2 separate regions of the Homo sapiens genome follow, and region 2 is linked to region 1. A link is an interaction called in ENCODE POLR2A ChIA-PET data of the cell type or tissue named here. Cell type or tissue: IMR-90. All regions are shown on one strand. Each heading gives the region's core, and the rest is flanking DNA. Links, peaks and the distances in the headings are about the cores only. Region 1 overlaps DMD (dystrophin). Region 2 overlaps DMD (dystrophin).

Evidence for each region. Peaks named below come from ENCODE experiments on the same cell type or tissue, not always from the same donor. Only the 100,000 strongest peaks of a DNase experiment are listed, where the experiment ranks them.
Region 2: POLR2A ChIA-PET joins it to region 1 with 5 read pairs; 2 of 35 experiments call an interaction of 5 or more read pairs at or near these places.

The regions. Positions count from the first base shown.
Region 1 is chrX:31,507,400-31,516,456 of GRCh38, reverse strand. It overlaps DMD (dystrophin), which reads left to right. Exons shown (of 79, transcript NM_004006.3): 56 at 9,004-9,057. Among named protein-coding and RNA genes, the nearest start is that of FTHL17, 440 kb to the right of the region's middle. In IMR-90, for the core only: no CTCF peak of the experiment used is centred there; a DNase peak (open chromatin) is centred at 7,826.
Region 2 is chrX:31,441,600-31,451,940 of GRCh38, reverse strand. It overlaps DMD (dystrophin), which reads left to right. Exons shown (of 79, transcript NM_004006.3): 60 at 7,314-7,460. Among named protein-coding and RNA genes, the nearest start is that of FTHL17, 370 kb to the right of the region's middle. In IMR-90, for the core only: no CTCF peak of the experiment used is centred there; no DNase peak of the experiment used is centred there.

The DNA.
Region 1 (9,057 bases), core at 6,558-9,057:
CAGTCACACCCTCTTGTGAGTCTGTATCCAACTGCATTTTCTGATCTGGTTAGGAACCTCCGGTGGTTAGATTAGAATCCTGATAAGGCCAAGACTGTGGGTCCAATTTCTTCCTATGGATTCTTCTCGAAAAACTTGTTAGGAAAGATCCACTTCGGGTTTTTTTTTTTTTTTTTTTGCGCTTGTTTTAATTCCCAATCCATAATAGACTGATACTTTTGTAACATGCAATAAAAATGAATTATTTTAAAAATTACAAATACCAGACATACAAAATTTAAGCCGATGCTTTTTATTTTTAGATTGCTGTACACGTTTCTAAAGATTTGCTTTCAATTTCTGTTCTTATGTCTTCATAATAGAATATCTGTTTCTGTGTGTGTATACGTATGAGTGTATGCAAGTGTGCTCCAAAAGCTCTACTATTTAGAGCTCATGTTTAATGAGTCATGTTGGATAACCAGTCTAAGGGAGTTCTACTTTCATATAATTGTTTTTGTTTTATTTTTATTTAAATCATTAACACCTTTTCAAAACAACTGTATCAAATAACAGTCATTTGGTCATTTGAAGCATTTACATACACTGCTTTCTTCTTAAACAGATTTTACTGAATGTAAATCTGCTTTCCCTGGCTAATTCAGCATCATCATCCTGAGCATTAACTATTTTGCTTCGCTATAAAACGAGGTGATGCCTTCAAGGGCTACTGATGCATGGAGAGCTGTTAGTTTCCACACTGTGTGACCCTGGTCAATTATGCATGCCCATGGCTCCTTTTACACCTTTCTGATTCTCTGTAAGGTGTCACTTCTTCCTACTCTCAATTTAGCCACTTAGGATAATTTCTTTACTATTTTGAATTGTATGTTCCTGACCTTCTAAGTTCTTAGAAATCAGACCACTTTTTTTCCCATCAAGCTAATTTAAATTAGATAAAAATTATCAGTAAGGAGGAACTAATGGCCTTATAATTATTCATATACTAACTGCTTTCAGAAAAGCTTAGAGATAATCTGTCTATAATAAAATTCTTAAGGAGATTTGGTCACTTATTGTTATTCTTTCTACACCATTGTGTTTGTTTCCTTACTTCTCAGCTATATTAAAATGGGGAAGTTTTCATTTGCTGAGTCCTATTTTAGAGACCAATAATTCCATTTACATAGGAAAGGAAATATGTGGATACGATTATTCATGATGTTCTAGAATAGTATCACAACCATCTGCTTAATGGTTAATAAAATGGTTAATAATAAAAAGAAGGGTACAGCACTAATTCTTGACATCTCCCTTCTTTATTTTTCTTCTAGTAAAACATCCATAACTTTTCCTATTCTTCCCCAGTTGTATTATTACTTATGAACACCATGGATCATTCTACTTTTTGAATGAAATAGTACAAATTTAATATTCGATAATCTTGTCTTTGTACTTTTCTTTCTAAACTTTTATTCTCGGTGGCTTCCTAAAGGAAGACTTTATTCTACTTGGTTTAAGCAGTTGGTCTGCATTCTACCTATTTCTCTCAACTCTCATTGTCCATTCCAATCAGGTTGTGCAATTCATTGTCCCTGCTCATAAACCAAATTCATTTCACCTTTACTCCATTCCCATGCTATTCTTTTTACCTGGAATATTTTCTTTTGTTCCAATTTCCCAATCGTATACATCCCTCAAGGCTCAAGCCAAGTCCTGTAACTTCATGAAATCTATTTCTAACATCTGATTTCCACATGGATTATCTTGTAATAGTAAGCCCTGCATTTGCTATTATTTATTAAAGATCTCTTGTGTTCTAGACGCTATTCAAAGTATTTTACAAAAATTCCATGTAATATTCAAAAAATTCAGCAGGTATGTATTATTATTTCATGTTTAGTGAAACCAAAGTAATGAAAGAGTTTTCATCATTATGTGGCTAATAAGGGAAAGAGAAGAGAAGGGTCAAACCTATGTCTATTTAACTGCACTTTGCCATGAGTTTTCTCTGGAAGCTGAGAAAGGAGATTCACAACAAGAGTAGATGAGACTCAGATAAGAAGGAAGTGTGGAATTTGAAAAAGCCCTTCAGAAAACAGGATCTCCCCTACTCCTAAAACTGCTATACTGTGAACATATTGCTTGTCTCATAACTGAACTTTTTTGGTACTCTCAGCTGAAATTTGCTCTATAATTGTACAGAACTTTAGGCCAAATGTTTCTTTTATGGGGACACACATTATTTGTTTCGTTTGCACCCATTTTCTCAATTACTTTGTGTTTTCTCTTGTTGTATTGGATGCATCTCTATCCACTGCTACAAATCTGTTTAATAGTCTTTATATTAATAAGACCATGAAATTGCTCTTTGTGTGCTGACATAGTTATCCTTTATTTTCTAATGGCAGTGCTAGATTTGCTAAAATTTAGGTAGTAGCATTATTAATAGGAAAAACTACCACCAACAACTAAACTTGAAAGGTAATATAGCCTAGTGGCTAAGAGCACAATCCCTGAAGTCTGACTGACGAGGTTCTAAATCTTGCTGCATTTATTAGCTGTGTGAACCTGGGCATTTTTAGTTAACCTTACAGTAGTTTCATTATCTTATATGGAAAATGAAGATAATAGTAGCCCCTACCCTAGAGGGTTGTTGAGAGGAGAAAATGAGCTCATGTATATACAGTGCTTTGGACAGCACCTGATGTACAGTAAGGTTCATGTATGTTGTTGTTCTTGCTGCTGCTGCTGCTGCTATGGTTTTTGTTATGTAACAACTACCTTTTCCCCTTTGTTCATTCGTTATTGCTTTTCCTAAAGACTACAATCACAAAAAAGAAGAAAAAAATTAGAGAGCATACAGTGAATGCAGTAATGAAGGCTTGAATGATCTTTTCTAGTTAAGTCAGAAGTGAAATAAAACTATCCAAAAATTTCTATGAAAATTATCCTTTGTCCAGATTGGCTACCCACTGAGAACTCCACTTGATTCTCCATATCAATCTTTTGCTCTTTTGTGCTACCTGAGTCTGAGGTGTAGTCTTTAAATGATGAGTTTATTGGCACAAGACAGGGATGCCCTCTCTCACCACTCCTATTCAACATAGTGTTGGAAGTTCTGGCCAGGGCAATCAGGCAGGAGAAGGAAATAAAGGGTATTCAATTAGGAAAAGAGGAAGTCAAATTGTCCCTGTTTGCAGACGACATGATTGTATATCTAGAAAACCCCATCGTCTCAGCCCAAAATCTCCTTAAGCTGATAAGCAACTTCAGCAAAGTCTCAGGATACAAAATCAATGTACAAAAATCACAAGCATTCTTATACACCAACAACAGACAAACAGAGAGCCAAATCATGAGTGAACTCCCATTCACAATTGCTTCAAAGAGAATAAAATACCTAGGAATGCAACTTACAAGGGATGTGAAGGACCTCTTCAAGGAGAACTACAAACCACTGCTCAAGGAAATAAAAGAGGACACAAACAAATGGAAGAACATTCCATGCTCATGGGTAGGAAGAATCAATATTGTGAAAATGGCCATACTGCCCAAGGTGATTTACAGATTCAATGCCATCCCCATCAAGCTACCAATGCCTTTCTTCACAGAATTGGAAAAAACTACTTTAAAGTTCATATGGAACCAAAAAAGAGCCCACATCGCCAAGTCAATCCTGAGCCAAAAGAACAAAGCTGGAGGCATCACACTAGCTGACTTCAAACTATACTACAAGGCTACAGTAACCAAAACAACATGGTACTGGTACCAAAACAGAGATATAGATCAGTGGAACAGAACAGAGCCCTCAGAAATAATGCCGCATATCTACAACTATCTGATCTTTAACAAACCTGAGAAAAACAAGCAATGGGGAAAGGATTCCCTATTTAATAAATGGTGCTGGGAAAACTGGCTAGCCATATGTAGAAAGCTGAAACTGGATCCCTTCCTTACACCTTATACAAAAATCAATTCAAGATGGATTAAAGACTTAAACGTTAGACCTAAAACCATAAAAACCCTAGAAGAAAACCTAGGCATTACCATTCAGGACATAGGCATGGGCAAGGACTTCATGTCTAAAACACCAAAAGCAATGGCAACAAAAGCCAGAATTGACAAATGGGATCTAATTAAACTAAAGAGCTTCTGCACAGCAAAAGAAACTACCATCAGAGTGAACAGGCAACCTACAACATGGGAGAAAATTTTCGCAACCTACTCATCTGACAAAGGGCTAATATCCAGAATCTACAATGAACTCAAACAAATGTACAAGAAAAAAACAAACAACCCCATCAAAAAGTGGGTGAAGGACATGAACAGACACTTCTCAAAAGAAGACATTTATGCAGCCAAAAGACACATGAAAAAATGCTCACCATCACTGGCCATCAGAGAAATGCAAATCAAAACCACAATGAGATACCATCTCACACCAGTTAGAATGGCAATCATTTAAAAGTCAGGAAACAACAGGTGCTGGAGAGGATGTGGAGAAATAGGAACACTTCTACACTGTTGGTGGGACTGTAAACTAGTTCAACCATTGTGGAAGTCAGTGTGGCGATTCCTCAGGGATCTAGAACTAGAAATACCATTTGACCCAGCCATCCCATTACTGGGTATATACCCAAAGGACTATAAATCATGCTGCTATAAAGACACATGCACACGTATGTTTATTGCGGCACTATTCACAATAGCAAAGACTTGGAACCAACCCAAATGTCCAACAGTGATAGACTGGATTAAGAAAATGTGGCACATATACACCATGGAATACTATGCAGCCATAAAAAAAGGATGAGTTCACATCCTTTGTAGGGACATGGATGAAATTGGAAATCATTATTCTCAGTAAACTATCACAAGAACAGAACACCAAACACCGCATATTCTCACTCATAGGTGGGAATTGAACAATGAGAACACATGGACACAGGAAGGGGAACATCACACTCTGGGGACTGTTGTGGGGTGGGGGGAGGGGGGAGGGATAGCATTGGGAGATATACCTAATGCTAGATGATGAGTTAGTGGGTGCAGCGCACCAGCATGGCACATGTATACATATGTAACTAACCTGCACGTTGTGCACATGTACCCTAAAATTTAAAGTATAATAATAATAATAAATAAATAAATAAATAAATAAAAAATGATGAGTTTAGACAAATATCATTATGGTAGTATTATATTATGTTATGTTATATTATATTATATTATATTATGTATAATGTATATTCCTTGCAGCCTGCCCTGCATTCCCAATCTATGACTCATGCTGCCTTATTGATACTGAAAAATCTCCACTACAGCATGCCAGCTTTTGAAAGAGAGCCTTGGGTTCTTTCCCAATACTTACCTTCCTTTTAGGGCAACCTATCTGAGTCCTGTAGCTTGAAAGATTTCCTACCAGCCTGCCATCCCAAAGGAACATGGATGAACTATGTTTATGCTGATGTGTCAAGTCATTTCTTGGTATGGTTCATAGTAGTCCACATGGCTCTTGTAGACAAAGAGATGAATTACTGATGGCAGAATTTCTGTTCTGGCAACAGGGAAATTTGCAGAAAGGAGACCTTTTCAGTGTGAACATTTTTTGCTCACAGGTGGTCCAGGATGCCCAATGCTAAATGAGAAGTGAAAAGAGCAATCAGGGCCAGGTGTGGTGGCTCACGCCTGTAATCCAAGCACTTTGGGAGGCCAAGGTGGGCGGATCACGAGGTCAGGAGATCGAGACCATCCTGGCTAACATGGTGAAACCCTGTTTCTACTAAAAATACAAAAAAAATTAGCCAGGCGTGGTGGCGGGCGCCTATAGTCCCAGCTACTTGGGAGGCTGAGGCAGGAGAATGGCGTGAACCTGGGAGGCGGAGCTTGCAGTGAGCCAAGATCGCGCCACTGTGCTCCAGCCTGGGTGACAGAGCGAGACTCTGTCTCAAAAAAAAAAAAAAAAAAAGAGCAGTCAGAATTCAATTTTTCATTCAGAACAAATCAATCCACGTGGGTAAACATTTTATCAAACTCAAGAATGCTGTCTTTCAGGGTGCTTTTCCCTCAACAGTCACTTATTTCCTCTTGCAAGTAGTATCTTCGTTCAGGTTCAGTGACTACTGTGTATTATATCCAATGCTTCTGGCAAGTGGGTTGGTGGAGGCAGCCCAAGATCTTCTAGAATCAAGAGAATTGGATCCATTTCCCAGTTCTAACACTTATCAGCTATATGGCTTTTAGGCAAGTCAGTTAAACATCCGAGTCTCAGTGCTCTCATCTGCAAAACAGAAAATGTGATGTACTTCACAGAGCCAGGGGGAGGAATAACTAAGGTGGTACATTTGTACGTGCTTTGTAACCTGTAAAGCCCTTTACTGTACACGTGTCATTTACAGCTCTGTATCACCATCATGACCTAGAAAAGCAGTACTGACAGAAGACTTATCTTCTTGCCAATGCTAAGATAACTTTAGCCATTTCTGCATTTCTAAAGGAAGGAGTCTTTATCCCAGTATCTATGAAGACTTGGCAGGAATTGCCGTCAATATTTAGTTGGTAATATAAACGAATTAAACAAAAATGCACACTAGGTTTTAGGAAAATTAAAGACAGAACTATCATTTGTACTCCTCTTACATTTCCCAAAGTGCTAAAACTAGACAATAAATCAGTCCTCAATAAATGCTTGTTTATCAATTTTATATTCATTTATTTGTTGATAATACAACAAAGATGTTTATATGCAGTATAATATATATGGCAAAGATGAAAAGTAGCAAATTCATGAATCAACATCCTATTTATGCTTGAGAAGACAAAGAAAGTGTTGGTGACTTCATGGTATACATAACCTTAAGGAGCTCGTGATTGAGCCTGGGTCTCTGCTATCAATGTAGGATATAAATTTCAAATGTACTATCCTTTATATGTATGTTAATGTAGTAAACATAGAAAACTGATGCTACTAGTGAGAATACTTTTACTTGAACAACTAAAAGTTTGTCTTTAATCCCCTAAGTGCATACACAAAAGGAAAGTACTGTACAAATCAAGTACAACAGAAGAAGTAAAGTAAAAGACAAGTGAAGGAATTATCTGGAACTTAGATCTGGTTGGCTTTTTCTCCTGAAGTACTTAGATAAATTAACTCACTTTTCTCTTTTGCTGAAGAAGTGCAAATTAGGCAGGCATGTTATTCCACGTAGGCAAAAGGAAAAAAGAAAGAAAAACATAAAATGGCTATATATTTGACCAAACTTCGTTCTGCAAGAATCCCAATACTAACCTTCTACCATATAAACTACTTTCAAAATCAGGCTATATCCTTCCAGTACAAACCTGGTTTGTACTACTCAGAGATACTACTCAGAAATACTTTCAGTATTTCCCTTCTTTCAACTTCTGATGTGATTCTATCCATATTCCCCTGCCTGTCTCCCAGTCAAAGAGAATGGGACACAACTCTCTTTAGAGTCCATCAGTGATGCTTTAGCTGCCAAAAATAGTGACAATAGACATTCATTGTCTGTCTACCTTACTTGTTCAACATTCAGAATTCTGCATCTTAAGAGGCTGTGGCTGAAAACTTGAGCCAGTTCTTCAGAATTTCTAACATGTTATTTCTGCCACTTTTTCTCCCTTACTTTAGCAGAGTAATTTAATTCAATTTGAGAGAGAGAGAGAAAAAAAAAACTTTTCTAGTTACACAGATCAATCCAATTGTTTGGAGCTTCAGAATGAATTTTTAAACTTGTTGAACAGAAGCATACAAATCTCTAAGAGCAAGTCAGATAATATACAAAGCCTCCATTCATTGTGTAGGCAGAAAGGAATGCTGGTACCCGGCAGCTCTCTGAGGAATGTTCCCTTGGCTTTGACTATTCTGCTGGGAACAAGGAAGGAAACACATATATAAAATGAATTTATAATGTCTCTGGCTTGTAATGGCAGAATGATAAGAAAAGTTGGCTGTTTAATATAAACTGTCAGTTGCATATTCCAGGCCTCCTCTCTTTGAGGTTCCTCCCACATCCACACGCCTGGCTACTGTTTAGTGCGGAGTACAAAGTGGCCGTTTATTATTATTGACTGGTGAGGCCTGTGCTCCAAAATTCATTCTGTCAACAGAATGTAAGCAAAGTTGGCATTTTAAAGCAGGGCTCTTTCAGTTTCTGGGTTTTCTCAGGATTGCTATGCAACAGGATCAGTGCTGTAGTGCCCGGTTCAAGCTGAAAATGTTACACAGGAAGACATACCATGTAAAGGTCAGATTCTTCTACTATAATAATTTTCTTGATCTGTGTGTATACAAGTGAAGTTGAATGCATAACCTCTTATCATAACTCTTACCAAGGTCCTATGTACTTTCCACCTGTCAAGCCTAAAAATGTGTATTAAATGGGAAATCAAAACTAATAAATGTATGATGCTGTACTATATGTATGATGCTATAATACCAAGGTGAACTTAATTTGTGTTGTCAAGAAGATTTTCTCTCCCATGACAGACTCCCAGGAATGTGCTGGTGCTGTGGGCCAAGTGCAATCTTGTTTATTAGTCTCTCCACGCTTTTATGGTCAGAGTTAACTCTACAGATTACTACGTAAATAGAAAATATGACTTGATCCATATAGTAATGAAATTATTGGCACTGGGGTACACTTTATCATAGAATTTTATTGCCTATCACTTCCATAAAATAATACATTTTGTCCATAGACTAGAAGATATAACTTGTGAACTTTATAAAGTTATAAATACATTACTTTCCAACTCATAATGGCAAGGAATAAATCTATTACAACTAATAAGATGCCCATTTTAAATCTACATAATAACAGGAGAAGGCAATACGCCAAGAAAAGGGATTTGAGATGTATCTTCTTGTTAGTTTAGCCTGATTGAAATGTCTTTTGAACTAATAATTATTTATATTTTGCAATTCTCCAAATTCACATTCATCGCTTGTTTCTTTTGTTTGGTAATTCTGCACATATTCTTCTTCCTGCTGTCCTGTAGGACCTCCAAGGTGAAATTGAAGCTCACACAGATGTTTATCACAACCTGGATGAA
Region 2 (10,341 bases), core at 3,811-6,310, 62 kb after region 1:
ACGGAAGGAGACAACGAAAAGAAACTGCATAATATTTTGCCTTCAGGCTATCACAATAAAAACTGTTGCTGGAAAAAAATGCAATCACATCCCTTTTTTTTTTTTAAAGTACGTTTCAATGGCATAATTTATTGTCGAGAATGTCTCTACCAGAAGCATAAGTGATACTAAAGGCAGAGGGTTGTATTCGCTCAGTCTGCAAAGTATCCCCTTTGTCTTAGCTCCACACAGTCCCTCAGAATTTGGCAGAAATGAGGGACTCAACTTTCGAGAAAGGGTGACAATCCCAGTTTTGTTGGAGAGCTATGAAATAGCCCCATAGTGTTAGTAATGAAAATTCACTTAAGAAGTCTCCTGCAGGCCCGGCACGGTGGCTCAGGCCTGTAATCCCAGCACTTTGGGAGGCCTACGTGGGTGGATCACCTGAGGTCAAGAGTTCAAGACCAGCCTGGCCAACATGGTGAAACCCCATCTCTTCTAAAAATACAAAATTAGCCAGGCGTGGTGGCGGGCACCTGTAATCCCAGCTACTCAGGAGGCTGAGGCAGGAGAATCACTTGAACCCAGGAGGTAGAAGTTGCAGTGAGCCGAGATCGTGCCATTGTACTCCAGCCTGGGCAGCAAGAGTGAAACTCCACCTTGGAAAAAAAAAAAAAAAAAGGAAAGAAAGGAAGGAAAGGAAGGAAGGAAGGAAGGAAAGAAAAAAGAGAAAGAAGTCTCTTGAAAAAAAGAAAGGAAGAAAGAAAGAAAGAAAGAAGTCTCCTGTATAAAAAAAGGAAAGAAAGAAAAGAAGGAAGGAAGGAAGAAAAGAAAAGAAAAGTCTCCTGAAAAAAAAAAAAAAACAAAATATAAGTGCTTGACAACTGAAGTTCAAGGGTAAAGGCTATTGGGAAAGCAGATGAAGTTAATCTAAGTAATGGATGCTGTTGGTGCCCCAGTCAGATTCGTTCACTGGGTTGGTGCACCCATTCCTCAGTGACTCTGAGTATTAGCTGCTAAAGCCTCATGGTTTCACCCCTTTCCAGAGAACCTCCCTCAGCCAAAAGGAAGCCACCTTGACTGGCATGTCCCACCACACCTTCTCTCTTAAAACCACCAGGGGTACAAAGGGAAAACCCCTTTGCCTCATCATGGCACCTGCTGTTGTACAATTTGTGATCTGGGAATTCCCATGGGGCCAGATTGATGCTGGTCTCCAGCCCATACCACATCCCAACTTAACTTTCTTGCCCTGTCTTCCTGCTTCTCTCACTCCCTTTTTCTTAAGAGCACTCAGACTCTGCTTCTCTTAAACCTGGCTGAAGGCAGTAGGTATCTGAAAGAAAAGCTGTACCTACATTCTGGGCATCAGAGCAGTCAGGGAACCAACCAGAATGAAAAGTCAAAAATTACAGATAATGATGGAAGTCTCTGAGCCTGATACATTTCATGAAGGGCTTGCTTACAGCTCAACTTGTGTTTCTTTTTAATTGTTTCAACAGCATTTGAGTAGCTCATTCCGCCCAGGTATTTGAGAGATTCCAGTAGGCCTCTGATCCTCTGGAAAAAGCAAGATACAGTCCTTGACTCTCTTGGCCCCATGAGGATGATATATCTGCTGAGAAATGCAGGAGCTGCAAAACATAGCTGGGCTGTACCTGCTGCCAATTCCCGGGTAATTGCATTCTGTGAGGGCTTCCCTGAACCACGAGGAAGAGCCCCGGAATAAGTACTAAACACCAGTATTTATAGGACATGATTTCTAATTGCTCATCCTTGCCTTCTCATGACTAGCTCAGCATGAAGAATGCTGGGACTTTTCTTTCCTAGCACCTCCTCTTTTTAGGCTGTTTTCCAAGAGTCTTGGTTAACAAACATTTGTTTGACAAGGATTCATGGTAGACAGCAATGCCATTAGTCCCTACTTAAGTAATATTTGTAACATAAATTTCTCTGCACGTGTATGTAGCCCAAGAATAACACTTCATTTTTGGAACCTAGTAATTTTGAATTCCTAGTAAGTGAGATAGGACGTCTATGAGTTAGCAGGTTAAGATTTTAGGAGGAATATTTAATATCCCTAAGAAGGGAAGTTTTTCAAACACTGAGTAGCACTATATATATTTATATATATATAGCCAGATTTCTATCTATCTATCTATCTATATATATATATATATATATATATATATATATATCACACCATTTATAAATAAACTCATAAGTGGCAAATCCAGTAGAGCTAATCTGAGCATCCCAGAGTCTCCCCTCTCTGTCGCTTGTTTGTGCAGCTACTCCTGCTGTGGCCTTTTATGGATTATCCTGGACTTCTACAACTGACCCCTCTACTTTCTCTCCATCTACAAGCTTCATTTTGCTTTGCTTTCCTCCTAATCCAGTTTAGATTCCACAGTATATTTTTTCAATTACATCCTGGCTAATATCGAAACTCCCTTATCCCTAAATGTGTGAGCCACAGTCATCTGACGAAACCCCAAACCTGGATCAACTGTTTTCCCCATGCTTACATGCAACACTGTTGGAGAAAATGAGAAAGTCAGGCAGATTGGTTCTGCTAAAAAATGTTGAACCTCATCCTCAAGTGGGCCCTCAACACTGTTTGCCAACCTCATTACATCTCTTAGGTCAACTCCCTCTCACAGTCTCTATTACGATTAATTCAAATGTTCCCACTTACCCTTAATTCATGTTTTCATTCAGTGACTATTCATTGCACACCAGGCACTGCACGCTATGCCAGGCACTGCAGACTATGCCAGGTCTGTTGATTCCTACTTCACAGAGGAAATAAAACCCCTCCAAGCAGAATTCCCTCAATTTACTCTTTCTAGTCTTTCCAACTGACCTTCTGTGCTTTGCAGTAGGAATGTTCTCTTAACTGTCAAGTCAAAATTCCTCCCTCAAAAATAAGATTCCCTTGTTAATAGACAATTCCTTTATTTTCTTAGAAAAGTAGTAGATGACTATAATTTTAAATGTGTATTTGAACAAATCCTTAGCTACATAAAGATAAGCAAAGATATGACAGGCAATTTAATTTTATATGAAGAAAAACTTATTATATCAGACTTACCTATCATTCTAAATCAGTACTTTTGTATCTATAATCAGACAACATTTAATGAACTGAAAATTCTGCCTGTGAGAAACTAGTCATAATAAAATTAGACTTGGTTTGCTCTTTCATGGAGAACATATTCCAGATGTTTAAGTGATTCAAAGAAAACCCACAATATAATGGCTTTCTTCAATGTTTTCTCACTTACTGCTTCCAAACTAGAAAAAAAACCTAATGCAATCCTGATATCACTTAAATAGCACCTCGTATTGCTCAGCGTTAACTGTGCTTTTTGACATTTTAGGTGTAGTGTTTAATAATTTAAACACAAATTTATGTGTGTCATATTAAAAGCTCTAATCTGTGAAATATAGCCAAACCAATGTCACATCTATTTAAATAGCAAAGTACCTGTGTTCACCCTTTACAGGGTGAAGGTCTTGTGACTCTGTGTTTAGGCGGCCATACTTCTTGTTATGTATGCTGCTGGGCACTGAGAGCCCACAGTGGTGAGCCATCCTTGGGTGGTAAAAGCTGCTACCAAAACCTAAATCAAATGCCAAAGTGAAGACTGACATGAGCATTCTCCTGCCTCCTTTTCCTTTTTATCTTTCCTACCATCTGTTATCTCCTTTCTTCCACCTTCATGCGTTGAGTGCCCTCATGATGATTTCTAGCTGACTGAAGTCCTTTAGTCTGCTCAACCCCATCTAGAGACTTCCCCAAAGTGAACCTTTGCCCCCAGTTATCTGTTTATCAACTGACCTCACACCAGTCAAAGCTTCCATTGTCAAATATTTTAACAGAAATTTAGGAATTCAGATTAAACTGAATATTTGGCATTTTTTCTTTTTTTTTTTTTTTTTTTTTTGGAGACAGAGTCTTGCTGGGTCACCCAGGCTGGAGTGAGTGCAGTGGTGCCATCTTGGCTCACTGCAACCTCCACCTCCCAGGTTCAAGCGCTTCTCATGCCTCAGCCCCCTGAGTAGCTGGTACTACAGGCATGTGCCACCACGCCCGAATAATTTTTGTATCTTTAGTAGAGACAGGGTTTCACCATGTTGGCCAGTCTGGTCTCGAACTGCTGACCTCAAGTGATCCACCCATCCACCCACCTCAGCCTCCCAAAGTGCTGGGATTACAGTCTTGAGCCACCCCACCTGGTCTGGGTTGTTTTCTTCATCTTTAGCAGTTGTCTTGTTCACAACTACTTCAACAATATTTATTTTCTTTTTCTTTTTGAAGCAACTCTCCAGAGTATTTGGCCTGGTTTTTATAGAAATAATAACTTTTTTCTTTTCTTTTTAAACTAATATTTTTATGATTTAGGAAATCTTTCTTTATTAAATTACATAATCACAACAGTTACTGGCAAAGATAGGTTTGAGAACATACACACAACTGACGGTTGTAACAAGTCAACTGATGGGAGCAGAAGGTCCACACATACTGACAGGCACCTCGAACATTTTATTGAGGCTGTGAGAGGTTCCCATCACTGCTGTTTCACAAAGAGAATGAAGACTTTGGCTAATTTGGTGAGTCTTAAGTGGAGATTAGTTCAGAGAACTTCCACTATCATTGCTTGAAAGAAGCAAAAAAAAAAAAAAAAAAAAAAAAAATCCCAAGATCTTATGGTAAAGTTTAAAGAAGAAAAGTAAATTTTAAAAAGAAAAAAAAAGAGGAAAAGGGAGAGCATTGCAATTAATTATGAGTACCAAAACTTATTTTTGAATCCCCTTCATCCTCCAAAACATTGAAGCAGGATTAATATGTGTGCTCAGGAATTTGGGAGAGAAAATGAAAATCAAAATATTCTAATAAGAGACATTTGAAAATGTACATTGTGTCACCTAAAGGGAACTGAAATCTAGCTATGGCTTAACGAGGTAGGATAATCAACTTAATGGCTTGAGAGTCTTGCTTGTAAAGAGAGATGATTAGCACAAAGGACTCACCTGTATCACTGAAAGATGCTGCCTGCTGGCTTGCCCTCTCTGCAGAGGTTCCTGTTTACAGTTTCCCCTCACATGATATTTATTTGTGGCTACTAGAAATGCACGTTATTATCCAGAAGAGAATGATTTCATTTTGTAACCGTTGTCCTTGTCCAAGTTTCCCCCATTGACATTTAAGAAATCTGTTTTCTAACCTTTCTATTATGCAAAACAAAATTAATATGGATCATTTCCTTTTAGAGATAAGTATTCATATATATGGATTTAAACCACCTTTCTCCATGGGCCCTTATTCTGATACTTTTAATCCATGTATTTATTCATAAGGAAATGGAACAATATTTACTATCCACCCCTATAAAACTTTCTGAATTTCACACTGATTCCAGTGACATTCCACTAACACGAAGTTGAATACAGATGAATACATCACATATGATTTTTTTTTTGCATGTGTATGGTCAGAAGGGGCTCTCTTTTGTTTGTTTTTATTAATATATAATTCACATACTTTAAAATTCACTCTTTCAAAGTGTACAATTCAGTGGTGTTTAGTATATTCACAAGATTGTGCCACCATCACCATTGTTTAATACCAGAACATTTTCGTTATCGTCCAAAAGAAACCCCCTGATTGCTTAACGTAATGTTTTTAATGACCACTTTTTAAAACTTTAAGTTCAACAGAGTGATTATCACAATGTTTTGTATTATCTAAGAACTACACAACAGTGTTATGCTCTATACAGCACCACGGTTTACTGATGAAGTATTCAGGTTGATTTGAGAGGATAATGTCGTTCTTATTTTGAATGTTCATACTGGCTCCTTTTATTTGGAGTGGGAGGAAATGCAAGGCTTATAAATGAGGTCAGTGTAACCAATGGTTTTATCAACATAGTGAACCAGACAGAGAAATAACACCTGCCCAGATCAAGCAAGTCAAAACAACACGTATAGTCAAGTGGTGCTGTCCTTGTACACAGACATTACATTACACAAACTGTTCTCCTAAGTGAGGGAATTTGTCCCTTAGAAATTGCTTATTGGAACATTTGGACATCATGCATCATGTTAAAGATCCATAAATGCCATCTCGATAGGGTAGATATGAGGCGTGGTAATATCCTCCCCATATCTGCATAGGGTTCTTCTGCTCAACGGATTGCTATGATGTATTGCATCAGAGACTCCTGCTCTAGTGCTTCAAAGACAGCTGAGAAGCCCCACGGGAGCCTTCTGAAGTCATTGCTACAAGGGCTAAAATACCAGGAGATCAGGAAGTCATTCTGAGGACTTGACAAAATACCCTACTCCCTAAATGAAACTGTTATGATGTGGTTGGTGCAAAGTATGCATGCAATATTTTATGACTGAATATATCTTTCTATTGTAAAAAATAAGGATCCATTTCTGGTTGTGACATGAGTAGAATTTAGAATCCAGCAGCAATATATTTTTCTTGTTACTTTGCCAATCCAGAATTTCTTAGGGGAAGCATATAACATAATAGTTAAGAATATATATTCTAGAGGCAGGCAAACCTGCATATAGGTATCCCAGGTTCCTCAATTTTTACCCATGAGAGCTTGGCAAGGTTTGTTTGTTTTGAAAACAAACCTCTGCAAGTTTGTTTTCTCATGTATAAAATTAGAATTCTCCAACTACTGGCCTCATAGGATTGTTGGGTAGAAATAAAATCAGTTTATGTATGAATAGAGCTCATCATGGCATTAGGCACCTAGGAAGTGCTCAACAAATAGTAGTTATCATTATTCCCCCATTAACAAATATCCATTGTTATAATACTACCACAAGAGACTGTCTTAGTCTGTTCCAGCTGCTATAATAGAAATGCCATAAATTGGATAGCTTGTGAAACAACAAAAACTTATTTCTCACTGTTCTGGAGGTTGAGAAGTCCAAGATCAAAATACCAGCAGATTTGGTGTCTGGGGAAGGCCCATTCCTCATACAAAGCACCTTCTCACTGCACCCTCACATGCTGAAAGGAGCTAGCTAGCTCTCTGAGGTCTCTTTTATAAGGGCGCTAATCCCAAAAATCACCTCCCTAAAGGCCCCATCTCCTAATACCATTGCCTTAGGTGTTTTGATTTCGTTTCCTTTTTATTTTTTAGGATTTCAACATAGGAATTTGAGGGGGGACACAAACATTCAAACCGTAGCATAGAGCAAACATTACTGGCACTGCACCCTAAAGAGAATAAGCCCAGGTATCAGTTCTTCTTGTTTTAAATATTCTCATCTTCCAATTTGCTTTTGACTATTGCACACAGGCACTTCGAGGAGAAATTGCGCCTCTGAAAGAGAACGTGAGCCACGTCAATGACCTTGCTCGCCAGCTTACCACTTTGGGCATTCAGCTCTCACCGTATAACCTCAGCACTCTGGAAGACCTGAACACCAGATGGAAGCTTCTGCAGGTAAGCACATTGTAAACATTGTTGTCCTTTGTTACAGTAAAATAATATACAGATAAAATTTGTAAAGAACAATGAAAGTACTTTTTTCATGTAATGTTCATGGTAATATTTGTGAGGATAGGATATTTTATATTAGTTTATAATTCCCATCTAAACATTTTCAAATTATTAATATTAATTTTGGAAGCAACTAAGACTTAGTATATGTCTTAGTCTGTTTAGTGTTGCTATAAAAGAATACTTGGGGCTGGGTAATTCATAAAGAACAGGTGTTTATTTGGCTCAGTTCTGCAGGCTGTACAAGAAGCATCTGCTTCTGGCGAGGGCGTCAGGCTGCTTCCACTCATGGCAGAAGGCAAAGGGGAGCTGGTGTACAAAGATCACACGGCAAGAGAGGAGGAGAAAAAGAGGGAGGGGAGGTGCCAGTTCTCATGAAAACTGCTAGAGCAAAACCTCGCTCACTACCGTGAGAATGGCACCAAACCATTCATGAGGGATTCACTCCTACAACCCAGACACCTTCCACTAGGCCTCACCACCAACACGGGGGATCAGATTTCAACACGCGAGTTAGAGGGAACATCCAAACTCTGTGTAGCAGTATTCTTACGATAAACAGAAAATAATGCTGAATCATGATGGAAGATGTGAATTGCCACCATGCAGTTCCTTTGTACTCTTACTGCTTGGATTCTCAAAAACATCTTTCCCTTTAGAATCCTAATTTAAACAAGAGTCAATAGTAAGATGTGTCCAAAAGTCATTTAAAGAAAGAGCATCCTATCACAAACTTACATGTGGAAGTTTTTCGTAGGTTTGCGTAATAAATACAGGCAATGTAAGTGTGCTGCTCAAGGTCACACTTACTAGCCATGGGACCTGGAGCAAATTACTTAACCTTTCTGAGCCTCAGTCTTTCATCAAAAAAAAAAAAATGCGATAATAAAATTCTCTGCAATATCAGTTTATTATTAGGATGAATAAGTCAAAATAAATGGAAAGTGCTCGGGAGCGAACATGCCAAATGATAAACACTCTACAAATTCTAGCTCTTGATGTTGTTATTATTATTATTATTACAGTACACAGGTTTTGGAATCCAACATATTAGCTGAGTGACCTTGAGGCCACTTAATCTCTGTGGTTGTCCATTTACTCATCTCTAACATGGTTACTGTAACATCGAATGAGTTAATTCATGCAGAGTAATGGTTGTAGTGGTGGAAGAGGTGCGTCTACCTTCTCAGTGTGAAGGACACCATGTTATACCCCAAAACCCTAAAATTAGTTTAACCGTAGAATTAGAGAATCATTTTCTCTCCTTTCCAATTTTCTCCTTTCCAACAGGATGCAGAAGGTATGCCTCTGAGGAAACTGGGTTTAAAACTATTTGGTTTTAACTTTTTAATAAGAAAAATATAATAAACCAAATCACTTTCCTATTGTCAGTCCATTTAGGGGTGTGATTGAGAGGCCTGTTAAAGAATTGCTAGATCTTTAATAAAGATAAGTTGCAAATCCCAGACCTCTTGAGATCTCACATAATTTAATTCTTGTTGTGATGGATAGTCCTGAAAGATTTGTATTCTAGATTGTTATAAGTGGCATCGACTAAAGCAAGGCGATATAGCTAAGTGATTATATGCCTTTCTCTGTTTGCTCCATAGTAGTTGAGTACTATTAAAATTTTATCTGTTCCATCCTTAGTATGTTTTTCATCTTAAGTATAAATAAGGAAAGTAATAAATGTCCAAAGAAAACCAATGGCCACATTAGTCCCATATAAGTGTTCTAGAAGTATATTTTATAATTTCTTTTAGAGAGCAGAATGCCACGTTTGCTTTCAGAACGTGGTAAAAGATTTGTGACAGTGGCAGGTAGATTTCCAAATGAGGTCAAAGGATTATGACTAGTAAGAAAAGTTTTTTTTTTTTTAATCAATGCTAAGTGATCCATTCTAGTTGCACTATTTATTTGCATTTAAGGTATCAAAAACAGTAAATAGCTTACTATGTAGCCATTCTTTACAATGAGTAAAAACTTGGTTATAAGTACAGGAAAACACATGTAAGGAGATAGTATGATATAGCGAAAAGAGCATTGGATTGACTATTAGGAGGTCTAACTTCAAACTTAAGCTCAGCCATTATTTGACCGTGTTATTGTGAGAAAGCCATTTAACCTCTCTCAGCTTTAATTCTCCTCATTTTTAAAATGCAGAAATCTATTTTGTCTAAGGTCACATACAGTTCAATCTTATGATTCTGTCTCTAGATATCTGGGGGAGATACACATTTGACAGAATTTAGTTTAAAACCAATGAAGTTCCTTTCTTTATTCATAATACAAATGTGGTTTGTTGAAATTATATTTCTCCTTGTATAACTCTAACTTTTAATCTCTTCTTCCCTAAACCCACATATACACAGCCTTCTCCTATTAAACAGTTCAGTTTGTGGTGTCTGCTCTATATTGTAGCAAATTTCATGTTTCTATTTTTGAACATGACCTTAAAGATATGCTTAAAAAGTGTTTTTAGCAGAAAGCTGATAAATCCAAGGTTTTGGTTTGCATATAACCGAGTCAAGTTAGTTCCATTCTTTTCTTTGATAGTAATTCTGCTACATTATAAATGTGAGGCCTTGTTCAGAAAGAGAAGAAAGCAAGAAATGAGGTTCACATCAAGCAATTTTTTTCCCATTACTGGAAAAGCAATTCATACATCCTGTTGAGAATATTTTATATTTAGAACAATGTATGTGAGGCTAACGCATTATCCAAGTTCTATGGCGGGAAGCTTGAGCCCACCACCATTATGACATCATATTTTTTTAAATAGTAAATGTCAAAAAAGACATATTTCTATGAAAATAAAGAATTT